Regions from separate parts of the Mus musculus genome. Here regions 2 and 3 are each linked to region 1. Evidence: chromatin loops called from intact Hi-C (ENCODE). Cell type or tissue: left cerebral cortex. All regions are shown on one strand.

Region 1 (8,000 bases):
TTTTGTAGGGATGCTAGATTATTTCTCAGTAATTGACATAAAAGTTTACTCACAATGGATGCACCTCTAAGCTCTCTTCTGTTGTGTGTTAAATTTGTATTCTTTCAGTTTGGGGATGTCAGTTCAGCTTCTTTCTGGCTGTCAGAATCTTTCTGTTCACACAGTTTACCCCTCGTTCCTGTTTGTAGGCTGCCTCCCTTCAACGTTTGCTTTTGCAAAGCCAGCAAAGAGATAACAAACAAGTGCTCAGTTTTATACAAGGCATGACAAAATACTGAATGAATTTTGCCTTTATTTTGCTTAAAAACAACCCAGGAATCCCTCTTATTCACCACAGGCAGGACTATGTAAGAATGTAAAATTACTGGAAGATAGGTCTCAGAGCATTTCCATTAGGGATTGGAGCCCGAGTCTGTTTCGCTCCTCACAATGTTTTTCTCATGGGACATTTTTGTTCTTTCAGAATTCCCATTGTCAACCCTAGTGACAAAAGTTCATTTAAATATATATTTATATGTTTTAATATACCAATTTCCTTGCGTTGTAGGCATTTTGAGGTAGATGTTCAATTTATGATTCCTTTTCATTTCTTCAGAAAGCATATATACAAGTAACATACAGACTGAGTAGGATAAAAATAAAATAAACATATGTCAGTAATGTCTAATATATTACACAAAGAGCATATACAGTGCTATTTGTTTCCCTGACTGTTAATTTAGAGAGCTGGGTATTGGTTCATTTGTGTATACACCACTTTGTTGTGCATTTGTTTCATTGTGCAAGTAAACCCGCAGGTTACATGTTGTTGTTACACACAGCTTGAAGTGTAGTGTGTGCCCTGAAAGGAAGGTATAGACATCCTCCTTTCAAAACAGGGCTGGGAGTAGAGAAATGAAGGAAAATGCGGCCTGGTAAATTTTGCAATCTAATCGTGAAAAAACCGGGAAGTCTTCAATTTGTTTTGAAGGTGTTGTCTTGTTTAGAAAAATTAAGTCTTGTGCAATCATTCTGTGAGGCTGCATTATGGACGAGGCAGAGGGCGCGCACTGGCACGGACTCTCACTAGAACCCGTTTTCTTGGTTCCTCCCACTTTTTTTTTTTTCATGAACACCATCACACATTCGCTCCTGAGTGAGTATATCAATCTGCTTCGTGCCACTAACTTGAGGGAATTGTCAGCCTCCTTTTCTTTAATATTCCCACTGCTTCTTTCAATACAAACAGGTAACAGTTCTAGTAATGTCCTTACAAGTTTGCCATTTGATATGAATAAGATGCGCTCCGTCAATACAATCTATACCAGCATCCCTTTTACCCATTGTTTTTGTTGGTCTGTACCCGATGCAGAGTTAGTGTTCCCAGAGCGTTTCCTTTTGATAAGACTCCAAGGTCGGTCAACGGTCTGCAGAATGTTCACTATAAAATCCTGGGAACTTTCTCCATGGTGAAGATGTTGTCATATGGACATGGTCTTGTACATAGCACTTAGCTCTGCTTAGGATATTTAGCAATTGGTCTCCTTGGTGACTGGCAGCATCCCTCCAGCTCTTCTGAGCTTTGCATGGCAGTTCTGGGAACTTAAGTCTGGGCTACCCTACTTCTCTCAACCTAAAAGCACTTGAAAGGTGCTTAGGTCAGAGATAACATTGATGGTGTCAGTCTAGTATCACAGATTTAAAATTGCATATTGGAAAAAAAATCTAACCCTCAGATTTTTAATTGGGATGGATAATAATTAGCAGAATATCGACATGATTTCAGAATCGGTGAATATTCTCAAACTTATCAGGTATTCAAAATGAATATGTCTCACTGTTCTCATCCACTCTAGGGGCAGACCCCTGCATTACCACACTCGCCACCAACAGGTCACAAAAGCCATCCTCGCAAATTTATTCTTTCTTACCTGAGAGAAATACGAACAAAACTCCATAGCATTTCTTAAAATCTGCAAATGGCTTTTGCTAGGGAGTAAATGTGTCTAAGAAAATCCCCACTTTATAGGTAGGTTAAAGAACAGGGCTTGTAAGGGATGTCAGAGTGAGGAGTCAGGAGGCCCCATTCCCCCCACCAATGAGATCAACTTTATCCAAGTGCTAACCAGAACAGGCCAGTCTTTCTGTCCCTCTGTCTTTCCCTGTGTGCTGATACAGGTTCCTCCCACCAATGAGATCAACTTTATCCAAGTGCTAACCAGAACAGGCCAGTCCTTCTGTCCCTCTGTCTTTCCCTGTGTGCTGATACAGGTTTCTTTTTGTCATTTGAAAGCAGAGACCAGGCCCTTAGACTCTGCCACTATAGGCACATTACAGTCAAAACCCCTAGCTTTCAAAACTGTTAGAAGTAAAACTCTATAAAGTATGCAGGGTATGAAATGTTTATACAGTAATGCCAAGAGACAAAGCCACCTTTCGTCATAGGCTATCTGTTTTTTTCATAATGCTATAACACTTTCCATATTAAACATGACAATAAATACAGCCGTTCACAATAGTGTCCCTAAAATAGTTTAATAAAGTGCTTGGTATTTGACATCAGAAATGCTAACGAAATATTGGTCATTAACACTATCTGGGCCACGCTGAAATTTTGGTTCTTATGTTTAATGCTTGGCTGGTCTCCTTGACACTCTTGTTAAAAGATGCACCAATCTAGAATAATGTGCTCTTCACTTGAGAGCGTGAGATACAGAAAACAATCATGGAGGACCCTCCCTAATCCTAAACACAGAAACGTAGGCTGATTACACTCAACAGACAATTGCAAGAGGTACAAAACACTTGTTCCCGGCTGTGCTTAGCAGCTGTTCAGGCTTAAGGATCTCGGCCACGATACTTATTTCTGGCCTTTCAGTTACGAGTCTGCTTAGTATTACTTAAAATGCTGGTTTTGGTATCAGAAAAATTAGAATGGAATGAACGTGGAAGCAAGCCCATAATTATCCAAACAAAACCATGATTTTTACAGAGCAATCCCTCCTGTTATTTCCACTCATTTCGAAGCAGTGTTTTAACAGAAGAGAAGGGCGCCCTCTAGTGTTCTAATGAAAGATGAGCAATTACATACGCAATTCACTTCTCAACTTGAACTTGTTTATCTTAGACTCTCAATGAAGGATGCATACGCGTCAACAACTTTCCCCATGTTAACACCGAATATTTCCTTCACAGAGTAAACTGCGAAAGAGTCAGAGGAATGAAAGAAGGTCTCCTTTTCCCACCCTCCTCAGCATCCGGGCAGCTTAAACGGCACCATGATGATGACGTTTCAGGTGACTTTAGCCTTACAGGATGCCTCGTTGTAAGTTAGATGTGTTTCTATTCCCTTCTCCCCACCTCCAACTGTATCGGTCACTCTGTTTCCAGGCTCCCTTCTGCAGCCTTTACCACCACGTTAACAGGCTGGTGTGCTGATCCCAGTACCTCAAGAGCGCGATTGTGCTGTGTTTGGAGATGATGGGTCTTTATAGTTAGATAAGAAGGGTGGGGAACCTGCCATTACTCCTGAGTCCTTATGAGGCGAGGATACAGAGAATCGTGTGTGACGTCACACCATTTGCCATTTACAAGCGAAGCAGAGGCATCTACGGAGAGAGGTCCGTTCCGCTGATACCTTGATCTTGCACTTCCAGTTTCCAGATCCACAAGGAAACATTTCTGCACTTTAAGGAATCTACATGTTTTAATTTGTTGTGATAGTCCTAGCAAGCTCACCTAGAGTTCTCTTCTTGTCCTCTGCGCAGAAAGCTGATATTCTTTTTTTTTCAAAGTATTACTTCTAATTTAGTTTTGAGAAATGAGAACGGAAGTTTAAATATTAAACGGTCAAAATAGAAAATGTGTTATTTTCAGTTTAAAAACTGAATGGTAGTAATAGAAAAAGCGTTATCTTAGCTGTGTGTCGTCCTTCTCTCTCCTGAGCCTTAACTACATCATCCTCTGCCTTCCTTTCTCTACTCCAGTCTCCTTGCACACTACCTCCTAAACGGACAAAACAGACAGATGACAGAAAATACCTCACCTCACACCACATGAATTCCCAACTCTGAAAATTACAGGGGTGTTGAAGTTATAGATATGAATCATTATGTAAAGAGAGCTAGTTGCAACTAAGCTGGACTACCTACGGAGTTCAATGTGCGCTGGACAGCATAGACCAACGCTGCAGCGTGGTTGATATACTCAGGGCCACTCCACTGAAGAACGCTGATTGTCCAGTTAGGACTGATCAGTTCTGAATAACTTACTGAGGAGGGGTGCAACCACACCATCTTTTTACCCCCATGGGTTTTGGGATCTGAGCTCAGGTTTTCATGCTAATGCCACAGTTACTGACTGAACCCTCAGTCTGATTATCATGACATTTTAATGTTCATTTATCACCATCATCACCAAGTGCTGTTTAGTCTCGATTTCCTCACTGGCTTTCTAGTCACTTAAAAGACACATCCATGGTATGTATATGACAGCACTCTCAGGGGGAACACTTGCTCTGAATGTGGACAGGGAAGTCTACATGGCTAGGGAATGGACTGGAACAAAAGGGGGCTGGGGAAGCAAGGTGAACAGAGTTCGGTGACTGCAGACGCTGAACAGCCACTGGGTGCTTCTGCTGCGACACCCTCTCTGGTTACTCACCATATCTTTATGCTGTGAGGTAGAGAAAACCTTATTTCCCTATGTCTTGGTCAGGCGTTTTGTCACAGTAGTAAGAAAAGTAGCCAATGCAGTAATCAAGAGAAAATCACATTATATACTGGACTTTGTAAAATCATTTAGTGGGATATGAATCTGTAGTCATTTACATATAGTTTTTATTTTATAGAAATGTCGTACCCTCCTCTAGATATACCTGATGAGCCAAGATCACTGATGCTCTATTTACACTAGCCAAGAAGTGAAAAGAGTGCAGGCATCTGCTAACAATGAATGAACAATGGAAGTATATGTTCACATAATGGATTGTTATTCAGCAGTCATTAAAAAGAAAATTATGAAGTTCGCAGGTAACTTGCTTGAAGCTGGAAACAAGAATTTTGAGTGAGATAACCTAGACACAGAGAGACAAAGGTTACTACATGTTTTCTCTTATCTGTGGATGCCAGTATTAAATCTACAGCTATGTGTGTTTCATTTAGAATAACCACAAAAGTCAGAGAATTACTAAAGGAAGTGGGGAGAGAGAGAGAAGAGAGGGGAGATAGAGTTTACTGGTTCAAAGGGTTAAAATGCAGAATGGAAGGTCTAAGCTGGGGTGGGAGGAAGGGGGTAGGGTAGATAAGAGAGTAGGCTTAACTCCAAAGAACTTTTGAAAAAGTCATGTGGAATTCTAGTACTACAGAAGGTCCACATATATTATACACATACACTAAAAGAGTTAAAATGATCTTACCACGTAATGGAAAAAAAATGCTCCTACTAGATAACAAAGGCTCATGAATAAAATGCCCTGTGCAAGCTATGAGTTACCTTTTTTTAGAGGTGGGCCAGTTAGGTTCCATAGGCCACCCCAGAACATTACAAACTACTGCCAATACTCTTGGTTACCCTCCAGAGTTTGATGGTAAGACCCAATTACTGAAAATAGCCCATGCTTGAGTCATCAAAATCAAGGTTGGCAAAATTACACTTGTTATGGACTTGGATATTTTGTCCCTATTGGCCTCTTTCCACAGTGCTGGAAAGTGCTATGTAAGCTACTGGAGAAGAACAAGAACCATCCATTATATCTGCTTCTTAACCCTCTGATGTACAGTAATGACTAGTCTGCAAAAACATGCCTCCTGGTGCAATAGTGGTGTGAGCACCACTGGAAAAATCATGTTATAACGTAGATTGTATGTAAGTTCCACTCTACAGGATGAAACACGTATTTAGCACCTTTACAAGGCTAAGAACTTATGGCTAGACAGACACTTGGTCCTAGGGAGAGCATGTTCCTATGATGCTGCTAACTGAAAGTACTATTAAACTGATTCCCAATGACATTATTATTGTTACAGCCATTGATCAATGCATCTCCTGTCCCTTATCGGAGAAGCTTCTAACTGCATTAGATTTTGATTAACTCACATTAGGCAGAGGTGCAAAAATTAAGACATTACAGGCTACTACTCCCTAATAGGAATGCAGGAATGCATGTTAACTGAAATGACTTCTTTCAAGTCTCAAGGATAACTGCAGAGAGGGAGCTGGGGGGAGTGTAAAAGGAGCCCGTGAATGAATACACAGAAATGACATCTTCCCGCCACAGCAGGGCAGTTGAACACGTAAGTTCACAGCAGTTGTATCAGCATATACACAACCTGGAAAACCCCAAGCCTGGCCATCTCCAAGCAGAGACCAAGCAGCTAGGCACACTCTCCCACACCAGGGCACGGAGTCATTGGCAATAACCAGAAGCTCCGAGAAAGGGAGAGAACGTTCTCAATGTGGAACTGCTGGTAAGCGAATCACCCTTCAGGAGAAGACCATACACATCAGAGAACACTTGAGTGGCACAGAGTTATTTTTAAAGAATAATTAAAAAAAATACTGTAACAATTTTGGGCAAGTAAGAAGGAAGTTGAACTGTGGAAGGATGGGGGTGAATATAATAAAAATACATAAATATATAAAAGAATTCCAACAGCAGGAATAAGAATACATTTTGTTTCAACACTGAAAAAGAGGGAATTACACCAAGTTGACAGAGTACCATGGTTAACTGATTTTGAGATAAGGTCTAGGTGTGTTGTTTGGATTAGCCTCAAATTCCTGGACTCAGAGCCCCTCCTGGTTCAGCCTCAAGAGAACATAGTGCTACAGGTGTATGACGGGCCTGGAGTCATATTGATTTTTTAATAGTTTTGGTAAGTAAAACATTTTATTTTGTATTTTTGTTGAGCGTCATTGTCATTAGAAAAATAGGAGGTAATATGAACAATTTTTATTTTTTTTAAACCTTCAAAAATCTTTCTGCTTCAATATATTTGATTGGAGCATATCCTTCTTATAATCCCAGTTGATTCAGGACTCCTCAGAGTCCAGCAAGATTTTGCTGAAGGGACCCTGATATAGCTGTCTCTTGTGAGGCTAAGCCAGTGTCTGGCAAACACAGAAGTGGAGGTTCACAGTCAGCTATTGGATGGAACACAGGGCCCCCAATGGAGGAACTAGAGAAAGTAACCAAGGAGCTAAAGGGGTCTGCAACCCTATAGGTGGAACAACAATATGAACTAACCAGTAACCCCCCGGAGCTTGTGTCTCTAGCTGCATATATATCAGAAGATGGTCTAGTCAGCCATCATTAGGAAGAGAAGCCCCTTGGTCTTGCCAACTTTATATGCTCCAGTACAGGGGAACACCAGGGCCAAGAAGTGGGAGTGGGTGGGTAGGGGAGCAGGGGGGGCATAGGGGACTTTTGGGATAGCATTGGAAATGTAAATGAAGTAAATACCTAATAAAAAATTGGAGGGAAAAACGTTTTGCTTAATTGGGATAATTGCAAAGAAGTCATAAATATTTAAGATTACAACAGTTCTGAATGATGGTAGTGTAGAATAATAGAAGAGATGACATGTAGGATTATGGAAGTCATTCATATAGCAGAAAGTAGTGACTTGGTAAGGACACTAGTGAAAAATCAATAAATTTACACAGATATGTTAGTGACTTTTTGTTGTGTGTGTGATAAAACATTATGGTCAAAAGCAACTTATGGAAGTTGTGGGTCCCAGAGGGGGAAGCATGGAAGTAGGTAGCTGAAGCAGAAGTCAGCTATACCACTCCTGGGCATATACCCAGAACATGCTCCAACATGTAATAAGGACACATGATCCACTATGTTCATAGCAGCCATATTTATAATAGCCAGAAGCTGGAAAGAACCCAGATGCCCCTCAACAGAGGAATGGATACAGAAAATGTGGTACATTTACACAATGAAGTACTACTCAGCTATTAAAAACAATGAATTCATGAAAGTCTTAGGCAAGTGGATGGAACTATAAAATATC
Region 2 (8,000 bases), 600 kb before region 1:
TAAACATGCAATTTAGAAGGCTCCGGCCGGATGAAAAAATTGTCAGGAAACGCTGGCGCATAACTGCTGCCAACAGTTTCACAGGTATACTCTTCAGATCTTGAAGTAGGTTTAAGTTTGTCGCGATCATTTTTACATGAAACACCAACAAATACCTACAACGTATCGGTCAAGTCTTTTTTTTTTTTTCTACATCACACTTGCACCGTGAGTGGTCTAATCCCTATCTTTTTCCAATCCCATAGGACGGCTGTGATTAAAAAGAACATTTCAAGGGCAATTAAAGCGGAGTTTTAAATAAATATTATTAGCATAAAGTTATATAATTAAAGTAAGTCATCTCGAATTCCATTAGGTAGCACGTGAAAATAAAGTCCTAAGACCACAACTTGTACATCAAATATTCTACAGACCCACATCCTAGGCGTCTAGCCTTAGGTTCCGAACCACAAGTCATTTTTTAATAAATAAAGCATGCACACACACACACACACACACAAAAACACCCCATGATTTTCTCATCTTGAAAAATACCCGAGAGCACAAAGCAAGTAACTGCAACAAGAAAAGTTTTAGGAATCTGAAATGTCACAGTGGAAGCCTATGATCCTGTCAAGTAAACTTAAAAATTACAGTCATGCTTCGATTTAAGTACCATCCCATCCCCTCTCCCGAGTCCACATGAAAATAAAGGAAAATAAGCAAAACCGGATTTTTTTTTTTTTTTAACCCAACCTCTGCTTTTTGGAAAAGGACAGCGAACAAGGCAGGTGACAAACCAGACAGAGCTGGAAACCGGATCTGCTCACCTCCAACAGCAAGGTACACAAGGCTGTTCTTCGCTTTCAACCCGTTTATCGGCTCTATCTGCGCCCCCACACAGTCCCCAGCAGGTGGGACTCAGCTAGAACCCCGGGGGACTTTTCTCCAGGCGGACTGACGCTGTCCAGGGGCCAGCCCGGCCCCTCCCGTGTACAATCTGCAGAAGCTGAGGCAGGCAGGGGGCGCGGGCGCCTCCGAAGGGGACGTGTCATGAAAGGCACGAGCACACTTTCCCCTCCTCCACCCCCGCGGCTAAAATTTCCCCCAACCCAAGAGGAACTGCCATCCGGCCCCAAGAGGGGGAGCCACTCTAACACGCCCACCCCCCCGCCGCAAGGTCACCACAAGGTGTTTCTGGGAAGGCCCTCAAAACGGCCGTCCTCACTAGTTTCCAAAGCCGACGGCCCGAGGAAGAGCCGGGCTTAGGGCGCACAGCTTGCACCCACACTCCCAGAGCGACTCCACGGGGCAATGACCTAAGCAAGCACTGCCTGTAATCTGCACACGCCTACCTCCTTTTAGATCAGAAAGAATAAGACATACTTCTTAAAACGAAAGAAAAATAGCTTCATCCAGAGCCCCACTGCACCCGCCAGGCATACACAACTATGAGCCCCGGGGATCGGAAACTTTTCCGTGAGGACCTGCTTGCTGTGCAAAGTAGCATCTTTTGGAAGAAAAAAAAAAGTTGATTTCTACAGATCCCTGGCCGCCTCCAATGCAGCCCCCCCCCCTTCTGCGCTCTCCCAGTTCCTCTCCCTCCCCCTTTGAGTGCTTTGAAACCCCCATTAAGAACAGTGTGTGATCAGACTAAGGATTAGGGGGAAAGGACTTCAGCACTAGGGTGGGGCAAACCGACACAGAAACCCCTTTGTAAAAAAGGCGTTAAGACTCCAAATCTTAAAAACAGTAACACAAAAGAGGGAAGGGGGGAAAAAACTAGCCTTTTTTATTTTGCCACCTACTTTCAGGTAATGGAAAACGATCGCGACCACTTGATATCTCTTCCTGTGCTAAGTCAGCCTCAGTGTCCAAATATATTAAAAAAAAAAAAAAAAGCGTGACCTAGGCCGACCACGAAGAACGGAAAAAAAGAGAAAGCTGCACTTCCGAACCGCAGAGACGCGGCGCCAGGCTGGGCGACGCTCCCACCCGCACCGGGCTAGACTGTCCACACCCGGCAGAGGCGGGGACTCCCTCCGCCTGGCACTCTCGCCTCCGCTCGCCTGCCGGGTCTCCTGGCCCGGTGAGGTGGAGAGGTGAGAAGCCCAGTACCGCAGCCCCACAGGCGCCTCCGCCTCAGGATGGCTCTTCTACAACTTAGCCTTCAAACGAATGGAGGAACAGGTTAGCAATGCCAGAGCCTGCAACAGCGACCTAGAAAACACTTTGTGTTTTCCCTCCCTTAAAGCTCTCGGCGACTGAATCGTCGCCAATGCAGGGATAGGAGTAGAACGCAGTGAAGCGGTCCTCCGCCCCAAACCCCTTACGAGTGAGCTGTCGTGGGACGGGGGATACTGCATAGGCGTACCCTGTAGCCCGGCCATGGCCGAACCCCTGTTCTAGGCGAAGGAGATCCGCGGGGTAGTTCCCTAATGCTCCCGAGAAGCAAGCTGGTTTAGTGGAGAGAGGAACCCGGACCCCACTCCCGGCCGGCTATGGTTCCAGAAGGGGAAAAGCCAAACGCTCCTCACCGTGATCGCGGCTTTGCACCAACCCCTCTCCCTTGAATCCTCTTCTTCCAGCGATGTGCAAATAAATCCAGTCCTGATGCAAACTTTTTCCTTCTTTCCAAACTCTGCTTCAGTCCAACTTCCAAGCAATCGGTGGATTAAAACCACGGGGAAATTTTGGAACCCAGTCCTCCACCGTTGGAACCCTCCCGGATTCCGGGATAGATGACCTCCCTTCCAGAAGCGCACGCGGAGTATTTCCTTTTTCCCCCCTTCTCTCTCTCCTTTTTTTTTTTTTCTCAATGAACAAGAGGCCGAAGCGGCAACGTTGGCGAGTCTCTTTTTTTCCTGGTCGATGAGAGAAAGCGAGGCGAGCACGGCCTTACAAAGAACCTAAGGCCAGCTCGCCAAGACCCGGGGGCCCGGGGCTGCTCCCAAGTGGAGGCAGGCGCGGGGCCGAGGGCCGGGCCGGGCGCGCGCGGGGGCCTGGGCGCTGCGCGCTCCGCCGGCCCCTCTCCTCCGCTGGCGCTGCGGCGCGCAGCTCTCGCTCGTGCAGACTGGGCGTTGCGGAGGCGCGGCGGCGAAGCCGAGGCGGGGGTGGGGGTGCGGAGGGGGTGGAGGCGGCGGGGGAGGAGGGTCTGGGGCCCGGCCGGGGATGGGGGGGGGGGGTACGGGGGGGGAGGGCGCCGCTGGCCTGCGCCCTCGCCTTTCCGGAGGAGGCAGGGAGCTCTGCAGCGGCCGCGGCAGCAGTAAATGGCGTCATGTGGATCCGAGGCGGAACAGAGCAGTTGTTGTCCCAGAGGATATATCGCATCCGGTCCCAGCTCATTGGCTCCGCGGGGCTACATTCACTCGCGCTCCAGCGCCCGCCAGCGCTCCGAGCCGCAGGAGGCATTCAAAAGGGCAACCGCGCCGCCCCGCGCGTCCCCAGCCGCTCCTGCAGCCCCGGCGCCGTCACGCGGGGCCGCGCGGGCCGCCGCGGGGTCAGTTTATCTAGTTTCAAGGAAACACTGACCTTAAAGGGTCCCCCCCCCCATAGCCCCCACCCAGAGGCTACCATACCAGCCCGAGGCTGGCCTCGCTTGGGGAACTTTCTCCCCCTCGCCGCCGGGAGGGGAGAAGGAAGAACGTTGCAAACTAACCCGGCCGCCCGGTGCTAGCGAGAAAAGCGAGTCGCAGCTTTTTAGATTCGATTCGGAATCTCCATTTCGATCCTACCTCTTCTCTCCTGTCTTCCCCCCCACCCCGCCCCGCTCCACCGCACCCCTCCCCCACCGATGCCCAGGGGGCGAAGAGGGTGGGGGAACAGGAGGGGGAGGGAAAGGGGAGCGGGAAGTGAGGTGGGAGGGCTATTGGTTTATTCTTTGTCTACTGGATTAACCCGATTATACACCGGGCACCAGCACAGCCCGCCTCCCCCACCTCCCGAGCCTTGTACGGGAGGAACGGAATGTAGATTCGGGTTTCAAGTCCCTTCTGCTCTGGCTGGGATTGGCTTTGGATTGTGTGTGGACTTGTAGTTTGTTAGAATTTCCTTTTTAAGAGGGATTATCTATAGATGGAGGCCTTTTGAAGATTTTTTTTTTTTGGTACTGTTTTGCTCGATGCAAAAACCTTTTAAATTAATTCTGTAATACCCACGCGATTACTCAGGGCGACATCATGGACTTCCGAAATGGGGGGGGGGGGGAAGAGTCTGTTTCACTACAGAATTCCTCCTTCGCGAAACCATAAATAAAAAGAGCGTCATCTTTCAAATCCCACTATCTGTCACCTAGAACATTCTCATATAAGTTCCTCCTGTTCATGTTGGAAGCGGACTATAGTTAACCATTTAAAACTCTAAATAGGTACTCTCTGGCCGCGGCTGTACTAAGGTGCCTGCACATGGAAGCACGCGCGGGGGGGTGGGGGTCACTGAAATGCATCCACACGCACACGTTGCAATTTTAGCTGAGATTTTACATTTTTTTTTTTTAAACCGGAAGGTACCTGCTATAAGGTCAAAATCCCCGCACAGCACCTGCGACCTTGCACGGTGCGAGGTTAGAGCTCCTAAAAACGTGGAGATTGACTTCTCTCGCTCCAGTCCTCACCTGTTCGCTGCTACCCTGGGCTCTAGCTGCCTTCTGGCGACGTCTCTAACTTATCCTGGCACCTCATTCGCCTGGCTTGCGCTCTCTCCTTGCCCTCTCGGTGTTTCTCCAACCACTCTCCTCCTTCGCCTAGGGTTTGGAACTAGAGATGGCAGGGGAAGTGGCATGCGTTATTTCCGGGCGCTGGCCTGCGTCCCCCCAACTCCACGGCTGAGGGTGGAAGACGCTCGATCGGCCGACTCAGTCGCGTCCCAGCCACTCTGGGCTCAGGACAGCAGGGCCTCTCCGGCCACCGCGGCTCACGCGGCGTCGGAATCCGTGGAGTCTCCAGCAGGCGAGCGCGGGCGCCGCTGCGCTTCCCGAAGGAGCCGCCAGGGGGCGAGCGCCAGGCGCGGGCCTCGAGCTGCTTTCTTCTGCGGGACTCAGTACCTGCTGGGGGGCTTCCTTTCAAAGAAGTGGGTTGGCCGGCTTCGGGAGTCTAAGATTTCTAGTATAAACGTTAGGCAAGGTGGAATTTCTTGTCACCCCCCTTAGCCACATTCCCTTTGAGATTGAGCTGGTTCGATTCCGAAGAAATTCGAAATTTCCACCCAGGAGCTAGGAGGGTCAAAGGCAGGTTGTGGGAGGCAGGTCAGAAAGGAGTTGCTGGTGTGTGACCAGCTAGCATCTGAAAGCAGAGCTGGCAAGGGAAACACCTCCCCTCACACCCTTGCACCCGGTGGCCGCTTCTTGGGAGACATTTGCCCCATGCCATTTCCTCCAGCGCCGCAGGAGCTCTGCCAACAGGTCATTAGGAATCAAAGCATAAAATAGAATTTAAATCAGGAACTTCCGGATGCTTGGGGAAGAATGTAAGAATTCCTACTTATCTTTCATACATTAGAAAGGATTTTAGGTAATAATCTACTGGTTTTCTCTCTCATAATCCTCACATTAGGAAAACATTTTTACCTGTAACTTAAGAGCAAAATAAATGGAAGAATCTGTTGGATTCTCTTAAATTATTCCTTAGGCTGTATCTTAGTGCTTTATTGTTTTTCAGCCAGTGAAGTGTATAAGCTACTATATTGTGCTTCCAAAGACTACTGTTAAAATAAAAAAAGACTAATTGTATTTGTGCACACATTGTATATGCACAATGAGGTGTTTCATGAAACCGCTGTGCCTCCAAATCAGTTATCATGCTCACAGATTAAAACTGGAGTCCACTGTGGAAGAGAATCCAGGGTAATGGTAGCGCTCAGACAAACATCAAGAGAACTCTCACTTTCAGATGTGTTGTGGAAAGTTCTAGAAAGAGAACTCTGCCCTAAGCAGAGGTTTTACCACTTGTCAGGCACTGTGAAACAAAACACAAACAAGTCCAAGGGACTCGATGTTGCAATGAGATACTCAACTCCAGGTTCCCAGGACTCGTGAAGTAATATACTTTACCGGGGCTAGCTGTTGAGCAGAGTCTGCTGTGTACTAGTGTTCTCAACTCTGGCTTTATTTTCTGATTTCATATATTTGTTCTTCATAACTATAGCCTTCCTCATTTGTTGTTATTAGTGAAGTAGAATATAAACACTCTGGGACTCTCACCTCCTCAGGTCTTTGGTAGAAGGTAGTGAAGAAGAAGGTGTAAGCAAGCATCTTTAGAGTTGTGTGCAATGAACTGAAACACTGTTTAGGATTGTCCTTGCCAGCTGGTCTAAGCTGTTTGGTCTTCTTTACAATGTGGGCAAAGTGTATCTATAAAAGATTCTCAATCTAGTTTCTTTCTGAGATTTGAAAAAAAAAATCCCTTCACCTTCCTAGGTTTGGTGTTAGTTTTGAAAATGTAAGAGAAAATTTTGCAAACATACAATGTGCTTTTAACACAAAGAGTTAATCAGTATTTAAACATTTTGTTCTACTACCAAAGGAGTTTTTGTTGGTTTGTTTTTTGGTTTTGTATTTGTATTTAAAGACAGCACAGTTACATTTTGGACCAGTTGGCCACCATTTTCTTTTTACAGCCCACCTGAGGTAGTAAAATTCATTTATGCAAGAACTCTTCCCGGACCTTCCAGCAGCAGAGGGCTCTGTGCTGTGGGGACCTTTTCATTTGGCAGCCAGGGCTGTTATCATTTTATGTTTTGAATTTCTTTGATTCCTCACATTCTGGTGATAGTGCCTCCAGGAAGGGAATTGGGAGTGGCTTCAATAAAGAAGCAAAGGAATTCAAAATAGACCTCTTGATGTCTTATCTAGATTGCTTGGAGGACTGGAAGCAGTTTATCTCTGAATCTAACCTTCTTCCCAGATGTCCTTCATCCCTAACTAAACTCAGAGCAGGATCTAAGGTTAACCAGGGGTGAGAGGAGTAGTCTTGATAAGTGACCTTGAGCTTCCGGCTCCTGTCTGTCCGCCTACCGCTACCTCTTTAGCTGGAATCCACCTGTGGGTTTGTGCTAGTTAATGAATGAATATTCCTGCTAGATGCTTGCACATCATTAGTACAATTTATGCAAAGTCAGATAGGGGACTGAAACTTTTTAACAAGGCAAGAAATGATTCCACTGCTGGCTCCATGGGTTTTTCTTTTTGTTTTTTCAATGTATTTGCTCTTTGGCCTAAGGATTAAACTTCCTTCTTAGGTCTGCATGCTCAGAGATTTTGTCCTTTGTCCTTTCAACTTCACATTTACTCTCCTGTGTGTTTTCTTTGTTTTGAATCTTTAAAAAATTAGATGCTAAAGCCTTGTGTAAGTGAGAATCAGTTGTGGCCCTTGGCCTTTGGTAATGCTTAGTAACAGTAGCAAGATCTGGCTTCTGAATACACAGGGTATTTTAGTTTGAGTTTTAGACAAGGTCTCACTATGTAGCCAGGAAGGACTCCCTGCAACCTCTGGGCAATCTTCCTGCCTCTGCTCCCTAACGCAGGCAGACAGGCATGGTTTTTCCACATGTGTGGATGTTTTAATTTTATACTTTTCATTGTGTGGGCATTGGGTCAAAGGGCACAGGAAGTTCAGGCTGTTCTCTAGGGAAGATGTGGTCCAGAAATTTCTACCACGGTTCTTATTTTAGCAAGACACCAAACTATGAAGGCCAGCAGCCAGTTCCAGGTCTCAGTGCACAGGTGACATCTGAATAGGTCTGGGTTGGTGACTAGAGTATACCTGTGTACACATTTAGGTTACTCTCAGGGGAAGAAAACGTTTTAAAATTACATTGAAATATTAAATTACAATATAATATATACAATGTAAATAAAATTGTCATTGAAATATTGTAGAGTTATATAAATCAGCTTTTAAAGATACAGACTATGCCAAAGTTCTGGGCAATCTACATCAGGGTTCCCCTGAACTTTTTCGAGTTGAAACAAAGTTTTTTGGGTTCTAACACTAATACGTCTTCACTAGTAGTTCTCAACCTATGTT
Region 3 (8,000 bases), 1.3 Mb before region 1:
TATATTTTCTTAACCAGACTAAGGGCTACTTGCAAAGACAAGCAATGTTTCCTGTGGCAAGCATAAGTAACGCAGAAGAAAGTACTTCACCACTTGCTGACGAGGTAAATTGGGATCAGAACACAAACTACCATTTCCCCCTCGAAGCTATGATCTGCCTGGCTTGGGTACTGAGAACCTAACTCGGGCCCTCTGAAAAGCAGAGAGCACTCTTAAACATTGAGCCATCTCTCCAGCACCCCACTGTATATCTTAAATACTTCAGTCCAGCATGGTGGGTGGTTCATGCCTATAACTCCAGCACATGGGAGGCCTTGATTGTGAAAGTAGTTCCAAGCTACACAGTGAGCCTGTTTTTAGAAAAAAGAAAAAAGAAAAAAAAATTCTCAAAAAAGACAAAAGGCTTTATTCCCAAAATCAAAACCAAACACAAACTTCTGCCTTGGGGATGCCATGACAAGCAGCCATTTGCAGACTGGCCCAAATCCCTGTCTAGGGAGTCTCTGTCACTTCCTTTCCTTCTTCTTTGTCAATGAGTAACTATGGTGCAGTGTCTCCATGCTCTAAGCCAACAATAGTCTAAATAAGTGAATAAATACGTAAATAAGTTCATCTTTTACCCTGCCCTCCCTTTCCCTTCCTTCCATCCTAACTCCAATGGGGGGAATAATTAAATATTCTTTTGAAGTCAGAAGTCAGTTCACCTCCACAGGCTATTCGTGGTTTCCATTAACCTTAGGACAGAACTGTCTGCTACAGAGGTAATGATGTAGAACCTAAATTAAGGCTTTTGAAATTCAAGGCCATCATTTTGAAGACCAGAATCTGAAGAAGAGAAAAACAACAGCAGGGAGACATTGGCTTAATCCAATCCCCCCATGCAACAGCATGCATTCAGTTTGAAGGATGCACAGTCTTCTATCATAGCTATCAACAATGTATGACCACTGAGCGCTGGTAATGTGGCAAAATAGTATCAACTGTGGTAAACATCAATTTTAAAATACACTGCGCTCACTAAAGTTCTTCAGGTTAACATAGTATGGATTAACAGGAACGCAACATTCATGTGTGTATGCACAGGCACCCCACAAAACAAACTTACAGTACAATCAGATGATTAAAGCTTACATAGCATCCTGAATTGCAAGAAAGAAATGGAGTTCTGGGGCTACTGGTGGCGGCAGCAGCAGAAGCTAATAAGAACAGCAACTAAAAGAAAATTATGGAGAGTTAGAATAAAAGGTGTCTTGTTAGACAGGTGAAAGGTCACTCAGGTCAGAAAAAATTCTTCCTCACTGACCTTTGGAAGAATAAGTGACTATGCACATGTGTTACCAGCCTCTAATCCAGGTTCCCAACCTGTGAGTAGAGACCCCCTGGGGAGTGTTGAAGGACTCTTTCCCAGGTACCCCATCTCAGATCTCCTGCACATCTTATATTCACATTATGATTCATAACAGTAGCAAAAGTACCATTAAGGAGTAGCAACAAAAACAACTCTCTGATTGGGGGCGTAACCACAACATGAGGTGGGCCTTCTGTGACCCAAGTTAGTTTTCACCGGCAGGTGAGATTTCTGATAGGAGGCTCCACTCCTCTTTGTGTTCCCTTTGAAAAAGAGCCACTTTAAGCACATAAGGGAAGCTCAGAGATGGCTTCTGCCTCCAGCTATTGTTCCCAAAGATGTCTCAATTCCAAGTGCAGTCTTTAAATTTATTCTCTGGTAATTTCGTGCATGGATACAATGAAACATGATCATGTTTGTCTTAGTCTTGTTCAGTTGCTGTGAAAAGACACCATGACAGAGACAACTCTTATAAGAGGAAGTGTTTAGTTGAAACTGCTTACGGTTTCAGAGAGTTAGTCCATGAACACCGTGGCAGGAAGTGAGGGTGACAGGCAAGCCAGCATGGCACTGAGAGCTTCCATCTGATCAGCAAATTGCAGGCAGAAAGAGACAGACTAGGCCTGGTGCAGACTTTCAAAACCTCAGAGCCCATCCCTAGTGACCCACTTGCTCCAACAAGGCCACAATCCTAATCTTTCCCACTGTTAACTTTACCAACTGGTACCAAGCATTCAAACATATGAGCCTATGGGAACCAGAGGAAGTGGCACTAATAGGAGGTGTGGCCTTGTCAGAAGAAATGTCAATATGGGAGTGGGCTTTGAGGTCTCCTATGCTCAAGCTATGTTCAGTGTGGCACACACTTCCCTGCTGGAAAGGACCAACTTGTAGAACTCTCAGCTTCTTCTCCAGCACCAGGTCTGCCTGTTTGCTCTCATGCTTCTCTCCATGATGATAATGGACAAAACATCTTAAACTGTAAGCCAGCCCCAATTAAATGTTATTCTTTATAAGAGTTGCCATGGTCATGATATCTATTCACAGCAATAAAACCCTAACTAAGACAGACGCTATCTAATGATATTCTTAGCTTTTGGTTCGGTTGAATCTGGTAATCTAAGCTAATACAATCTAAAAGGTTTCATCTGATAGCATTGAAGATATTAGAGGAGACACAGAGATAGACAAGGAAAGCCTAGTAAGGGGCTAAGGTAGCCCAAGATCAATCACAGTTGGGCTCTGGACATGCATATTCCAACCTCTAGACAATCTTTGAATCTTTTTTAACTTTATTCTTCTCTCATACCTTACATTCTCATCACAGTTTCTCCTCCTCTCCTCCCCAACCCCCAGCAACAGCCTTCCACCACTCCACTCCTCCCACACTCACTTCCCTCCCCTTAGAAAAAAGCAGCTCTCCCAGGGACATCAATCAAACATCACAGTAACACTAGGCACATACTATCACATCAAGGCTGGACCAGGCAACTCAGGAGAAGGAAAAGGGACCCACAAGTAGGCAATAGAGTCAGACTTAATCCAGCAACTGATGAGACCAGATACAGAAGGAAGACTTTTCAATGAATCTGTTTTACACATATACTGGAGAACCATGCAATGCTGCCTACATTGGATGCAATCCTAGGCCACAAGTCTGCACACCAGACCTGTGATAGCAAAACCTTTCATCTCACCTTTCTTGTTTACTATGACCCCTGACTTATCTTCAGAATAAAGAAGCACCCATCTGATCCTCAATATAACTTTCTTTTCTCTGTGCAGCCCTGACTGCTCTGGAATTCACTCTGTAGACCAGGTTGGCCTCAAAGGCCTGTGCCACCACCACCAGCTTGGTTTGACTTTCTTACCTGTGGCTATTACCATGTTGCCCACTCAGCATCAGGAAGTCTGCTCAGCCATGCTTTGATTCTGGGAGACCCTGGGAAATCTGGAATTTTGCTCCAGAGGATCCACCACATCTTCATTTCTACGTCTTGAGTACCTGGAGTCACAAAGGAAGTGAGTACAAGGGACTCTGGGATATGAACTGGAGGACCACCCATTCCCATCTTTGAAGTTCTCATCAGTTAATCATCCTTACAGAAGGTTCAATGTTAGGCGCAATTTCTCTCCAGAAAGTTTCATTCGCAATACTCAGAGTCCCAGGAGCCATTGCTTAACTCTACAAACATTTTATATTCCTCTTTGCTCCTGTATATGGAATGTCATAGTACAGAATGCCATTATTATTATTGATGTACTTAGTCAATGAATCATCAATATAGGGATACAGCATATAGGCTTTCTCTTTCCTGAAATTTGAAAGTCACAATAAATTTAAAAACTAAAAAAAAAAAAACAAAAAAAACCTCTCATATATATTGTATACATGTGGAGAAATTTTCTATTAAGAAATATGTAAGAGATACTACTTTGGGGGGAATATCAAATCATTCAATCATAATTAAAACTTCAACATTTAGAGTGAAATGTTAATGTTTGTATAGTTGTAGAACAGTGTAACATGAGGCATAAAATCGTTCTTTTACATTAGCAGAGTGAATTCATGGCATGAATCATGTTCTTGTCTGTACACACACACACACACACACACACACAAACACACGTACACACATACACACAAATGTACATTTGGTTATGCTACCATAGATCCAGTAGAGGGAGCCCACATATTTTTGTTAAGTTAGTAAAGAAAATTTCCTGCTTTAAAAGTTACTGAACTTAGAATGACATTATTATTGATACAATAAAAATAGAGTAGTAAACAAAAAATCGTACTCTTGGTTATTGTGAAAATTGTTGAAGTGCAAAAAATATGTTAATATTCCTTATTTTTATTTAGAAGTTATTTTAAAATTACATGCTTTCAATTTATTTTCCATATGTACATACACACATATTTACATACATAATATATATGTATATCTGTATATACATATATTTTTAACATATGCTGAGACTACTAGATTTACAGAGTAGTTAAAAAGAAATTTCCAGCTATAAGCATAAAACATGCTAGATAATATGTGTTAAATAAGTCAACTTAAATTTGAATCTTATACATAAAATTAATCACATTCATTTAAATATTTCTTGCTGACTTCACAACTTTGCCCTTTCCAAGATGAATATAGTGCTTATAGCGCTAAGTATAATATTAGTCTCTTTATACTAGTTTCTCTCACTGAGCAGTATGCATTTAAGGGTCAAGAGTATAAATGAAGTTCTTCGTAAACGTAGCTTTTATTCTCCTGTGGTAATTGTCTGGGAGGCTTACAGCCTCCATCTTCTATCCTAGGCCTACTCCTGGAAGTTCTAGCTTCCACACAATCTCATTTAGGTCTAGTGAGTTTTCAGCCTCTGAGACTTACTACTGAATAAACTCACGCTTTCTAGCTCTTTCTGAACTCTGGCTGACTGGTTCAACTCAGCTGCTCTGTCGAAAAGTCCTCTCCAAGCTGAATGACTCAATCTGGCTTCTCTCAGCTTCTCTGAATTGTTCTGCTTGGCCTCAAACCAACTTTAGCAATCTTATCTAATCTTCTGGCTCTTTCTCATTCTCTTGTTCATTCTGTCTTTGCCTCTGTCTTTGTTTTCCTCTCTTCGATATGTTTCAGTAAAACTCTCCCAGTAAAACTGCCTCCCTCCCCTTCTGTGCTGCTCCACTCTCCCTCTTTGTGTAGTTCTTTTTGTTTCTGCTTAGTTGATTTCAGCCCTGCATTTGATTATTTCCTGCTGCCTAATCCTCTTGGGTGTATTTGCTTCTTTTTATTCTAGAGCTTTCAGGTGTGCTGTTAAGCTGGTAGTGTATGCTCTCTCCAGTTTCTTTTTGGAGGTACTCGGAACTATGAGTTTTCCTCTTAGCAAGGCTTTCATTGTGTCCCATAAATTTGGGTATATTGTGCTTTCATTTTCATTAAATTCTAAAGTCTTTCATTTCTTTCTTTATTTCTTCCTTAACCAAGCTATCGTTGAGTAGGATGTTGTTCAGCTTCCATGAGTATGTTTCTGTTGCCTTTGTTGCTATTGAAGACCAGCCTTAGTCCGTGGTGATCTGATAGGATGTATGGGATTATTTCAATCTTCTTGTATCTGTTGAGGCCTCTTTTGTGACTAATTATACGGTCAATTTTGGAGAAGGTACCATGGGGTGCTAAGAAGAAGGTATATTCTTTTGTTTTAGGATGAAATATAATATAGATATGTTAAATCCATTTGGTTCATAACTTCTGTTAGTTTACTGTGTCTCTGTGTGGTTTGTGTTTCCATGATCTGTCCATTGATGAGAGTGGAGTGTTGAAGTCTCCTAGTATTGTTGTTTTGGGTACAATGTGTGCTTTGAGATTTAGTAAAGTTTCTTTTATGAATGTGGGTGCCCTTGCATTTGGAGCATAGATGTTCAGAATTGAGAGTTCTTGGCAAATTTTTCCTTCGATGAGTATGCTGTGTCCTTCCTTAACTTTTTTGATAACTTTTGGTTGAAAGCCGATTTTATTCAATATTAGAACGGCTACTCCAGCTTGTTTCTTGGAACACTTGCTTTGAAAATTGTTTTCCAACTTTTTACTCTGAGGTAGTGTCTGTCTTTGTCACTGAGGTGCATTTCCTGTATGCAGCAAAATGCTGTGTCCTGTTTACATATGCAGTCTATTAGTCTGTGTCTTTTTATGGGGGAACTGAGTCCATTGAGGTTAAGAGATATTAAGGAATAGTGATTGTTGCTTCCTGTTATTTTTGTTGTCAGAGGTGGAATTATGTGTGTGTGGCTATCTTCTTTTGGGTTTGTTGAAAGAAGATTACTTTCTTGCTTTTTCTAGGGTGTAGTTTCCCTCCTTGTATTGGTGTTTTCCATTTATTATCCTTTGTAGGACTGGATTTATGGAAAGATGTTGTGTAAATTTGGTTTTGTCATGGAAAAGCTTGGTTTCTCCGTTTATGGTAATTGAGAGTTTGGCTGGGTATAGTAGCCTGTCTTGGCATTTGTGTTCTCTTAGGGTCTGTATAACATCTGCCGAGGATCTTCTGGCTTTCATAGTCTCTGGTGAGAAGTCTGGTGTAATTCTGATAGGTCTCCCTTTATATGTTACTTGATCTTTTTCCCTTACTGCTTTTAATATTTTTCTTTGTTTTGTGCATTTGGTGTTTTGACTATTATATGACAGGAGGAATGTCTTCTCTGGTCTAGTCTATTTCCAGTTCTGTAATCTTCTTGTATGTTCATGGGCATCTCTGTCTTTAGGTTAGGGAAGTTTTCTTCTATAATTTTATTGAAGATATTTACTGGCTCTTTAAGTTGGGAATCTTCCCTCTCTTCTATACCTATTATCCTTAGGTTTTGCTTCTCATTGTGTTCTGGATTTCCTGGATGTTTTGGGTTAGGAGGTCTTTGCATTTTGCATTTTCTTGGACTGTTGTGTCAATGTTTTCTGTGGCATCTTCTGCACCTGAGATTCTCTCTTGTATCTCTTGTATTCTGTTGCTGATGCTTCCCTCTATGGCTCCTGATCTCTTTCCTAGGTTTTCTATCTCCAGTGCTGTCTCCCTTTGTGATTTCTTTATTGTTTCTATTTCCATTTTTAGATCCTGGATGGTTTTGTTCAATCCTTCAACTGTTTGGTTGTGTTTTCCTGTAATTCTTTCAGGGATTTTTGTGTTTCCTCTTTAAGGGCTTTTACCTGTTTACCTGTGTTCTCCTGTATTTTTTTTTTAAGGGAGTTATTTATGTCCTTCTTCAAGTCCTCTATCATCATCATGAGATGCGATTTTAAATCAAAGTTGTGCTTTACTGATGTGTTTGGGTATCCCATGCTCACGGTAGTGGGAGAACTGGGTTCTGATGATGCCAAGTAGCCTTGGTTTCTGTTGCTTATGTCCTTGCCCTTGACTCTTGCCATCTGGTTATCTCTGGTGTTAGTTGATCTTGCTTTCTTTGACTGTGGTTTTTCCCTCCTGCTAGCCTGTGTATCAGTACTCCTGGGACACCAGTTCTCTCAGGGAGGAATTTGGATACGGAGAGCTATGGCACAGGGTCAGTTCCAAGGTGCAGACAGAAACCGGAAGGATCCTGTCCCTTGCTGTTCTTTGGTTCCTGTGTTCTGATGGCTCTGGGCTGGCCCCTCTTGGGCCAGGAATTTGAACAGAAGTGGTGGTCTTACCTGTGCTCACAGGTGCGTCTGCACTCCTAGGAGACCAGCTCTCTCCCGGCAGTATTTGGGTTTGGAGCACTGTGGAACAGGATCAGCTCCGGGCACAGACAGAAACGTCACTCTTTCTCTCAACTCTACTGTCCTGCTCTCCATGAACTCTGCTGATCTCTGTCTCTCCCTTAAATAGCTTCTCTTCCTTCCCTTCTTGTGAGTGTTGGGCATATCCTGTTCTGTCAAATCTTTCTCTGATTCGTCACTTTTTCTGCCACCAATTAGACATCACTTTCAAACATGGGTGCTTATTTCCACAAACTAACTTTACCTTCATTGTTTGGGATTAAAGGAGAGTACTAAGGGCAGGTCTGTATTCCAGCCAGAAAAATTAAAGACGTATGCTAAAGGCTAAGCCACACCTGAACTGGAAACAGGTTCAAATAACCTGTAACAGTTGTTGCCTGTCATTCAGCTGTGTCTTATGCCCA

The links. Peaks named below come from ENCODE experiments on the same cell type or tissue, not always from the same donor. Only the 100,000 strongest peaks of a DNase experiment are listed, where the experiment ranks them.
Region 2: a loop joins it to region 1, with 7 times the contacts of the local background. A loop is called at or near these places in 8 of 42 quality-filtered maps.
Region 3: a loop joins it to region 1, with 5 times the contacts of the local background. A loop is called at or near these places in 2 of 42 quality-filtered maps.

Annotation. Positions count from the first base shown.
Region 1 is chr14:106,497,759-106,505,758 of GRCm38, forward strand. Gm29871 (a long non-coding RNA gene) reads left to right here. Exons shown (of 5, transcript XR_874942.1): 3 at 3,175-3,275. Among named protein-coding and RNA genes, the nearest start is that of Gm29871, 15 kb to the left of the region's middle. In left cerebral cortex, a CTCF peak has its summit at 3,033 (motif pointing left); DNase peaks (open chromatin) are centred at 3,018 and 3,478; H3K4me3 peaks cover 904 bases; H3K27ac peaks cover 596 bases.
Region 2 is chr14:105,894,072-105,902,071 of GRCm38, forward strand. Spry2 (sprouty RTK signaling antagonist 2) reads right to left here and starts at 2,748. Exons shown (of 2, transcript NM_011897.3): 1 at 2,517-2,748. In left cerebral cortex, CTCF peaks have their summits at 1,078 and 4,961 (motif pointing right); DNase peaks (open chromatin) are centred at 612, 1,135, 2,163, 2,288 and 4 more places; H3K4me3 peaks cover 5,387 bases; H3K27ac peaks cover 5,262 bases.
Region 3 is chr14:105,181,060-105,189,059 of GRCm38, forward strand. No RefSeq gene overlaps it. Among named protein-coding and RNA genes, the nearest start is that of Rbm26, 7.7 kb to the left of the region's middle. In left cerebral cortex, a CTCF peak has its summit at 4,028 (motif pointing right); a DNase peak (open chromatin) is centred at 3,993.